Linked DNA regions of Homo sapiens: region 1 is linked to region 2. A link is a loop called in an ENCODE intact Hi-C map of the cell type or tissue named here. Cell type or tissue: GM12878. All regions are shown on one strand. Each heading gives the region's core, and the rest is flanking DNA. Links, peaks and the distances in the headings are about the cores only.

The links. Hi-C counts contacts between places; a loop is a spot of excess contacts. Peaks named below come from ENCODE experiments on the same cell type or tissue, not always from the same donor. Only the 100,000 strongest peaks of a DNase experiment are listed, where the experiment ranks them.
Region 1: a loop joins it to region 2, with 4 times the contacts of the local background. A loop is called at or near these places in 4 of 110 quality-filtered maps.

Annotation. Positions count from the first base shown.
Region 1 is chrX:1,479,855-1,484,251 of GRCh38, reverse strand. All of the region lies in intron 1 of P2RY8 (P2Y receptor family member 8), which reads left to right. Among named protein-coding and RNA genes, the nearest start is that of ASMTL, 29 kb to the right of the region's middle. RefSeq lists enhancers at 1,983-2,482, 1,979-2,690 and a silencer at 3,156-3,324. In GM12878, for the core only: a CTCF peak has its summit at 2,330; DNase peaks (open chromatin) are centred at 2,340 and 3,215; H3K4me3 peaks cover 1,518 bases; H3K27ac peaks cover 3,711 bases.
Region 2 is chrX:1,578,949-1,583,345 of GRCh38, reverse strand. No RefSeq gene overlaps it. Among named protein-coding and RNA genes, the nearest start is that of AKAP17A, 10 kb to the left of the region's middle. In GM12878, for the core only: a CTCF peak has its summit at 1,994 (motif pointing right); a DNase peak (open chromatin) is centred at 1,996; H3K27ac peaks cover 289 bases.

The DNA of each region.
Region 1 (4,397 bases), core at 171-4,170, 99 kb after region 2:
ACACGTGGGGAAATACGTATACTGGAGGCTTGTCACAGCTGAGGGTTCCCGTCATTGGGGGTTTGGGTCCAGGGAGCAAGAGAAAAACACACTCCTTTGTGTTCAAAGATGAAAATCTTTCCTGAGTTTAGGGGAGCCCAGCTTTGGGTTTAGGGGAACCCAGCTTTTTAGGTATATAAGGGCCCAGCTTTGGGTTTAGGGGAGTCCAGCTTTGGGTCTAAGGGAGCCCAGCTTTGAGTTGAGGGGAGCCCAGCTTTGGGTTTAGGGGAACCCAGCTTTGGGTTTAGGGGATCCCAGCTTTGAGTTTTAGGGAAACCCAGCTTTGGGTTTAAGGGAGCTCAGGTTTGGGTTTAGGAGAGCCCAGCTTTTGGTCTAAGGCAGCCCAGCTTCAGGTTTAAAGGAGGTCAGCATTGGGTTTAGGAGAGCCCAGCTCTGTGGTTAAGGGAGCTCAGCTTTGGGTTTAGGGGAGTCCAACTTTGGGTTTTGGGGAGCTCAGCTCTGGGTCTAAGGGAGCCCCTCTTTGGGTTTTAAGGAAGCCTGTTTTTGAGTCTAAGGGAGGGTAGCTTTGGGTTTTAATGGAGCTCCTGTTTGGGTTGTTTCTTTTTTTTCTCTCTCTTTAGACAAAGTTTTGTTCTTGTTGCCCAGGCTGGAGTGCAGTGGCGCAATGTTGGCTCACCGCGACCTCTGCCTCCCGGGTTCAAGCAATTCTCCTGCCTCAGCCTCCTGAGTAGCTGGGATTACAGGCATGCGCCTCCATGCCTGGCTAATTTTGTATTTTTAGTAGAGATGGGGTTTCTCCATGTTGGTCAGGCTGGTCTCGAACTCCCAGCCTCAGGTGATCCACCCACCTCAGCCTCCCAAAGTGCTGGGATTACAGGCATGAGCCACCACGCCTGGCTCCTGTTTGGGTTTTAAGGAAACCCCGCTTTGGATCTAAGGGAGCCCAGCTTTGACTTCGGGCAGGAACAAGGTAGTTGAGACCGTCTCGGTTTCTTCTCCAGGGATCTTTCTCTTTGACTGCTTTGCTGAGCACATGGCTGGAAACAGGATGAGCAGAATCCACCAGATCACAATTAAAGTATCCTAAGGCAAGTCCGCGTCAACTCACACTGAGCAACGATCTTTATTTATTTATTTAAATTAAAATAATTGATTTTATCTTTCATTTAAGTTTTAGGGTACATGTGCACAACGTGCAGGTTTGTTACATATGTATACATGTGCCATGTTGGTGTGCTGCACCCATTAACTCGTCATTTAGCATTAGGTATATCTCCTAATGCTATCCCTCCCCCGTCCCCCCACCCCACAACAGTCCCCGGTGTGTGATGTTCTCCTTCCTGTGTCCATGTGTTCTCATGGTTCAATTCCCACCTATGAGTGAGAACATGCAGTGTTTGGTTTTTTGTCCTTGCGATAGTTTGCTGAGAATGATGGTTTCGAGCTTCATCCATGTCCCTACAAAGGACATGAACTCATCATTTTTGATGGCTGCATAGTATTCCATGGTGTATATGTGCCACATTTTCATAAATGGTGCTGGGAAAACTGACTAGCCATATGTTGAAAGCTGAAACTGGATCCCTTCCTTACACCTTATACTAAAATTAATTCAAGATGGATTAAATACTTAAATTTAGATCTAAAACCATAAAATCCCTAGAAGAAAACCTAGGCACTACCATTCAGGACATAGGCATGGGCAAGGACTTCATGTCTAGAGCAACGATCTTTAAACAGAGAGCAGCTGTTAGGAAGTCAAGCCTGCGAACCTTCCTGTCACCTCTCTCTCATCTGTTAAATGAATCTGTCTGCCATAACCTGCTAAAACCATGGGCACTGTGGCTCAGTAACGGCAGAAGTGCTTAAATTTCAGCATACGTGCTATTTCCACACTCTTCTTTTGCAGCAGGGCAGGAGCCACACACTCAACCACTTTGGGTTTTTTTTTTTTTTTTCACCAAATGGCATTTCATGTTAATTAGCTTAATTCCACGTACAGTGGCTTCCTGCCTTCCAGAGTGAGGCCGATTTTGCTGCTGTTGAGACATCCTCACCCATACACACACACACACACACACACACACACACCACACACACAAATTAATTTTGTTTCAAAAAGGGGCTTCTTATGTTTCTCAGAATCTGCTCTCTGGCCAGCGATGAAGCCCCGTGCTATATACTCTGAGAATGAGATACAGAAATCAGAGAAACGCGGCCGCTGCCTTTGCAGAAGACGCAGATCAAAATCTCCACGGGGCGTCTGCGGAGGACAGCATGCAAATCTCGCTGGGCAAACGGTCTGCTTCGTTGGGTGATGCAATACAGGAAAATCAACACACAGCGGCAGAGCTCAGAGCATTTCCTACGCGTTTTTGTGCTTAGCTAGGAGGATTCTTGCCTTGTGATCTGAGGCCGACGCCAGCAGGTCCTCTATCCCCTGACGCCTGCCAGCTGCCAGTTCACTGGGGCTGGTGGGTCACTTTGAAGTCAGTAGAACACAGAGTTCGTTCAGAGGCAGGTGTTATCACAGAAACAGGGGTCACTGGGTCTACAAAGATGGGGAACTTTGAGGGTGCGAGGGTTGGAAGCTGAGCTCCACTAAACCCAAAGCTGGACTCTCCTAATCCCAAAGCTGGACTCTCCTAATCCCAAAGCTGGACTCTCCTAATCCCAAAGCTGGACTCTCCTAAACCCAAAGCTGGGCTCCTTAAACCCAAAGCTGGGATCCCTTAAGCCCAAAGCTGGGATCCCTTAAACCCAAAGCTTGAAGAAAATGTGACTACCTGGCCGGGCACGGTGGCTCACGCCTGTAATCCCAGCACTTTGGGAGGTCGAGGCAGGTGGATCACCTGAGGTCGGGAGTTCAAGACCAGCCCGGCTAACATAGTGAAATCCCATCTCTGCTAAAAACACAAAACTTAGCCAGGCGTGGTGGCAGGTGCCTGTCAGCTACTCTGGAGGCTGAGGCAGGAGAATGGCTTGAACCCGGGAGGCGGAGGTTGCAGGGAGCCGACGTTGTGCCATTGCACTCCAGCCTGGACCACAGAGCAAGACTCAGCCTCAAGAAAAAAAAAAAATGTATTGCGTGCTGCAGAGTGACCTAAAGGTCAGAGGGTGCAGGGACCGTCTTCTTGTGACCAGCATTCAATGAGAGTTCCGGTACTTCATCTGTTGGTATCTCTAGATCTTAGTCACCCTGAGACCTGTCGGCCGGCATGTCTCGGCGGTATTAATTTGCAATTCCCTGATGAGCTACGACATGGAGTGATTTTTCGTAGGTGAATTTGCCACCTGCAAAGCATCTTTCGTGAGGTGGCCCATGTTTAAATGGTTTTTTTTTTTTCCAGTGGTTGAATCTTAAGAGTTTTTTTTGGCACATTTTGCATACTGGTTCTTTGTTTTAAAAAAAGTTCTTTTATTTTCTTTTTATTTTACTTTAAGTTCTGGGGTACATGTGCAGAACATGCAGGTTTGTTACATAGGTGTACAGGTGCCAGGGTGGTTTGCTGCACCCATCAACCCGTCATCTACATTAGGTATTTGTCCTAATGCTCTCCCTCCTCTATCCCCTCACCCCCCGACAGGCCCTGGTGTGTGACGTTCCCCTCCCTGTGTCCATGTGTTCTCATTGTTCAACTCCCACTTATGAGTGACAACATGCAGTGTTTGGTTTTCTGTTCCTCTGTTAGTTTCTCAGAATGATGGCTTCCAGCTTCATCCATGTCCCAGCTTACACAGGAGGCTGAGACAGAAGGATCTCTTGAGGCCAGGAGTTCGAGGCTGCAGTGAGCGGTCATTGCACTACTGCCCCCAGCTTGGTTGACAGAGAAAGGCCCTGTCTCAAAAAAAAAAAAACCCGGGAAGCGCAAGCTGCAGTGAGCCAAGGTCGTGCCACTGCAGTCCAGCTCAGGAGACAGAGGGAAACTCTGACTCAGCCAATAAAAAAAAAAAAGAAAGAAAAGAAAGAAACATGTCAACCTCTGTTGCTGTGATGAAAATATGAGTTGAAACCTCTCACCCTTCAGGCTAGTTGCTGTCACCCTTGTTGATGAGGGTGTGAGAATGAGTGTTGCCCTTGTCTATCAGCTGTAAGCACATATTGGTGAAATTTATTGGGTGGATATTTGGTGATATTCCCTGTGTTTCTATCTTCTGGAAGGAATGGTAGAGAATCAATATAATTTCTTCCTTAAATGTTGGGGAAAATTCATCAGTAAACCCATCTGGGCCTGGAGCCTTTTGTTTGGGAAGGTTATTAAATTATCGATTCAATTTCTTTAAGAGATATAGGCTCACTCAGATTGGCTGTTTCTTCTTGTGTGAGTTGTCAGATTTTATCCTTTTGTTCTTTTCATCTAGGTGATCAATTTTATGGGCACAGAATTGTTTATAAT
Region 2 (4,397 bases), core at 238-4,237:
CCAGAGGAGGGCACTCAGTAAACAAACATTCCACTCCGGGAAACGGGGTAATTCTCTCCACCATCGCGTGAGAGGCCGTGCGGGCCAGAGGAAGTGACAGATAAAAACAGATTTCTAACTCAGCACAACACAACCACAGGCTCTACCTGGACGCTATGAGCTCATGTATGACTCAGACACTCATCTAGACCCACGGCCATTCCATCCTTCTGCAGCACGGACGGTTCCTACAATCTCTCCTGTGAAAAATACATCCGCCCCCCGCTTAATATCCCTTCTCTGTCCTCCTCGGCAGACCACACCCTAGCCCAAGTCATTTTTTTTTTTTAATATCAGCGTTTTGTATTCTTCTGCAAAGTGCTTATCATCAGCTGAAGCCATTTGTGCTTTGCTTTTCTGCAGTGAAGATTTCAGCATGCCGTTGGCCAGGTGCAGTGTCTCATGCCTGTGATCCCAGCACTTTGGGAGGCCGAGGGGGGAGGATTACTTGAGGCCGGAAGTTCAAGGCCAGCCTGCGCAACATGGCGAGACCCTCCCGTCTGTAAAAAGAAGAAAAAGAAAAAAATGAGCTGGGCGTGGTGGCACACACCTGTAGTCTCAGCCACTCGGGAGGGGCTGAGGCACAAGGATCGCTTGAGCCCAGGAGTTCCAGCCCGCAGTGAACTACGATTTTGCCACTGCACTCCAGCGTGGGCAACAGAGCTGGACTCTGTCTCAAAAAAAAAAAAAAAAAAAAAGAATTGTAATGATTTCCAAACAGACGTCTACCTCTTTTCTTGGAAGGATTGCTGGAGCCCGGGAATTCAGGACCGGCCTGGGCAATATAGCAAGACTCCATCCCTACAAAATAAATAAATAAATAAATAAATAAATAAATAAATAAATGAAATATAAAAAGTTAGCCAGGTGTGGTCATCTTAAGCGGGCTTTGGCCCCTGGAGGGTCTAACAATGTAATTTATCAGTCAAGAAAAGAGATGCATAAAACATAGACTCTACCTCAAAATCTGTCAATCAATCAATTACATTAAATAATATCAGCCAAGAAAAAATATATGAGAGTAAGACCCTGCCTCAAAATCAATCAATTAATTAATAACAGCCAAGAAAAGAGATGCCTAAGGCAGAGCGAGACTGTGCCTCAAAATCAATCAATTAAAGTAAATAATATCAGCCAAGAAAAGAGATGTGAAAACAGAGACCCTACCTCAAAATCAATCAATTAATTAAAGTAAATAATATCAGCCAAGAAAAAATATGTAAGAGAGACGCTGCCTCAAAATCAATCAATTAATTAATAACAGCCAAGAAAAGAGATGCCTAAGACAGAGCGAGGCTGTGCCTCAAAATCAATCAATTAATTAAAGTAAATAATATCAGCCACGAAAAAATATGTAAGAGAGACTATGCCTCAAAATCAATCAATCAATTAATTAATATCAGCCAAGAAAAGAGATGCCTAAGACAGAGCGAGACTGTGCCTCAAAATCAATCAATTAATTAAAGTAAATAATATCAGCCAAGAAAAGAGATGTGAAAACAGAGACCCTACCTCAAAATCAATCAATTAATTAAAGTAAATAATATCAGCCAAGAAAAAATATGTAAGAGAGACCCTGCCTCAAAATCAATCAATCAATTAATTAATAACAGCCAAGAAAAGAGATGCCTAAGACAGAGCGAGACTGTGCCTCAAAATCAATCAATTAATTAAAGTAAATAATATCAGCCAAGAAAAAATATGTAAGAGAGACTATGCCTCAAAATCAATGAATTAATTAATATCAGCCAAGAAAAGAGATGCCTAAGACAGAGCGAGACTGTGCCTCAAAATCAATTAATTAAAGTAAATAATATCAGCCAAGAAAAGAGATGTGAAAACAGAGACCCTACCTCAAAATCAATCAATCAATTCATTAAATAATAAGAGGCAAGAAAAGAGATGTCTAAGAGGTGGGCATATTGGGACATGCAGTATCAGTTTCAACCTCCAGGAGGGGCTGGAGAGTAAAGCTCAGTGGCAGAGACAGAAGGTGGTGGTGGCCCCGGTAAAAACTCCAGACACTGAGGTTCTGATCAGCTTCCCTGGTGGGCTGACTTGACGTCTGTCATCACACATTGATGCTAAGAGGAGGGAACAGCACCCGTGAGTCCTTGGGGAGAGGACAATGGAAGCTGTGGGTCTCAGCTCCTCCTTGACTCTCTCTTGTACATCTCTTTGCTTGGCTGATGTTACTTAATTAAATTAATTCATTGATTGATTTTCAGGCAGGGTCTCACTCTGTCTTAGGCATGTCTTTTCTTCGCTGATATTATTTAACTTAATAATTGATTGATTGATTGATTTTGAGGTAGGGTCTCTGTTTTATGCATCTCTTTCCTTGACTGATATTATTTGTTTAATTGATTAATTGTTTGGTTTCGAGCAGGGTCTCACTCTCTTATACATCTCTTTTCTTGCCTGATATTATTTAATTTAATTAATTGATTGATTGATTTTGAGGTAGGGTCTCTGTTTTACGCATCTCTTTTCTTGGCTGATATTACTTACTTTAATTGATTGATTTTGAGGCACAGTCTCCCTCTGTCTTAGGCATCTCTTTTCTTGGCTGATATTATTTAATTTAATTAATTGATTGATTTTGAGGTAGGGTCTGTTTTATGCATCTCTTTCCTTGACTGATATTATTTATTTAAGTGATTAATCGGTTGGTTTCGAACAGGGTTTCACTCTCTTATACATCTCTTTTCTTGCCTGATATTTAATTTAATTAATTGATTGATTGATTTTGAGGTAGGGTCTCTGTTTTACGCATCTCTTTTCTTGGCTGATATTTTTACTTGAATTGATTGATTTTGAGGCACACTCTCGCTCTGTCTTAGGCATCTCTTTTCTTGGCTGATATTATTTAATTTAATTAATTGATTGATTGATTTTGAGGTAGGGTCTCTGTTTTATGAATCTCTTTCCTTGACTGATATTATTTGTTTAATTGATTAATCGGTTGGTTTCGAGCAGGGTTTTGCTCTCTTATACATCTCTTTTCTTGCCTGATATTTAATTTAATTTAATTAATTGATTGATTGATTTTGAGGTAGGGTCTCTGTTTTCACATCTCTTTTCTTGGCTGATATTATTTACTTTAATTGATTGATTTTGAGGCACAGTCTCGCTCTGTCTTAGGCATCTCTTTTCTTGGCTGATATTAATTAATTGATTGATTTTGAGGCAGGGTCTCTCTTACATATTTTTTCTTGGCTGATATTAGTTAATTAATTGATTGATTGATTTTGAGGTAGGGTCTCTGTTTTACACATCTCTTTTCTTGGCTGATATTATTTACTTTAATTAATTGATTGATTTTGAGGCACAGTCTCGCTCTGTCTTAGGCATCTCTTTTCTTGGCTGTTATTAATTAATTGATTGATTGATTTTGAGGCAGGGTCTCACTCTCATATATTTTTTCTTGGCTGATATTATTTACTTTAATTGATTGATAGATTTTGAGGTAGAGTCTGTTTTATGCATCTCTTTTCTTGGCTGATATTATTTAATTAATTAATTAATTAATTGATTTTGAGTAGGGTCTCACTCTCTTATCCACCTCTTTTCTTGACTGATATTATTTAATTCAATTAATTGCTTGATTGTGAGGTAAGGTCTCACTCTGTCTTAGGCATCCTTTTTCTTGGCTGATATTGATTGATTGATTTTGAGCAAGGTCTCACTCTGTCTTAGGCATCATTTTTCTTGGCTGACATTATTTAATATAATTAATTAATTGATTTTCAGGCGGGGTCTCACTCATACTTCACTTTCCTTAGCTAATATTATTTAATTTAATTAATTAATTGACTTTAAGGTAGGGTCTCTGTTTTATGCATCTCTTTTCTTCCTGATATTAATTAATTGATTGATTGATTTTTGAGTCAAGGTCTCACTCTGTTACCCAGGCTTGAGTGCAGTGACGCAATTACAGCTCACTACAGTCTCGACCTCTGGGGCTCAAGCAGTCTTCCTAACTCGGCCTCCTGAGTAGCTGGGATGACAGACGTGCACCACCGTCCCTGGCTAATTTTTTATTTTTTGTAGAGATGAGGTCTCGCTCTGTTGGCCAGGCTGGTCTCAAACTCCTGGGCTCAAGCGGTCCTCCCACCTCGACCTTCCAACGTGTTGGGATTACAGGCATGAGCCACTGTGCCCAGCTTGGCTGATTTTAATTTGTATCTATTCGGTATAATAAGACTTTAATCAGAAGCACAGTGTTTTTCTGAGTTCTTGTGAGTCATTCTAGGAAATTATTCACCCTGAATGTGGTCACTGGGACCCTACAAGTTTTAGCCAGCTGGTCCAAAGTGAGAGTGCTTCCCGGGACCCCTGAATTTGAATTTGCAGCT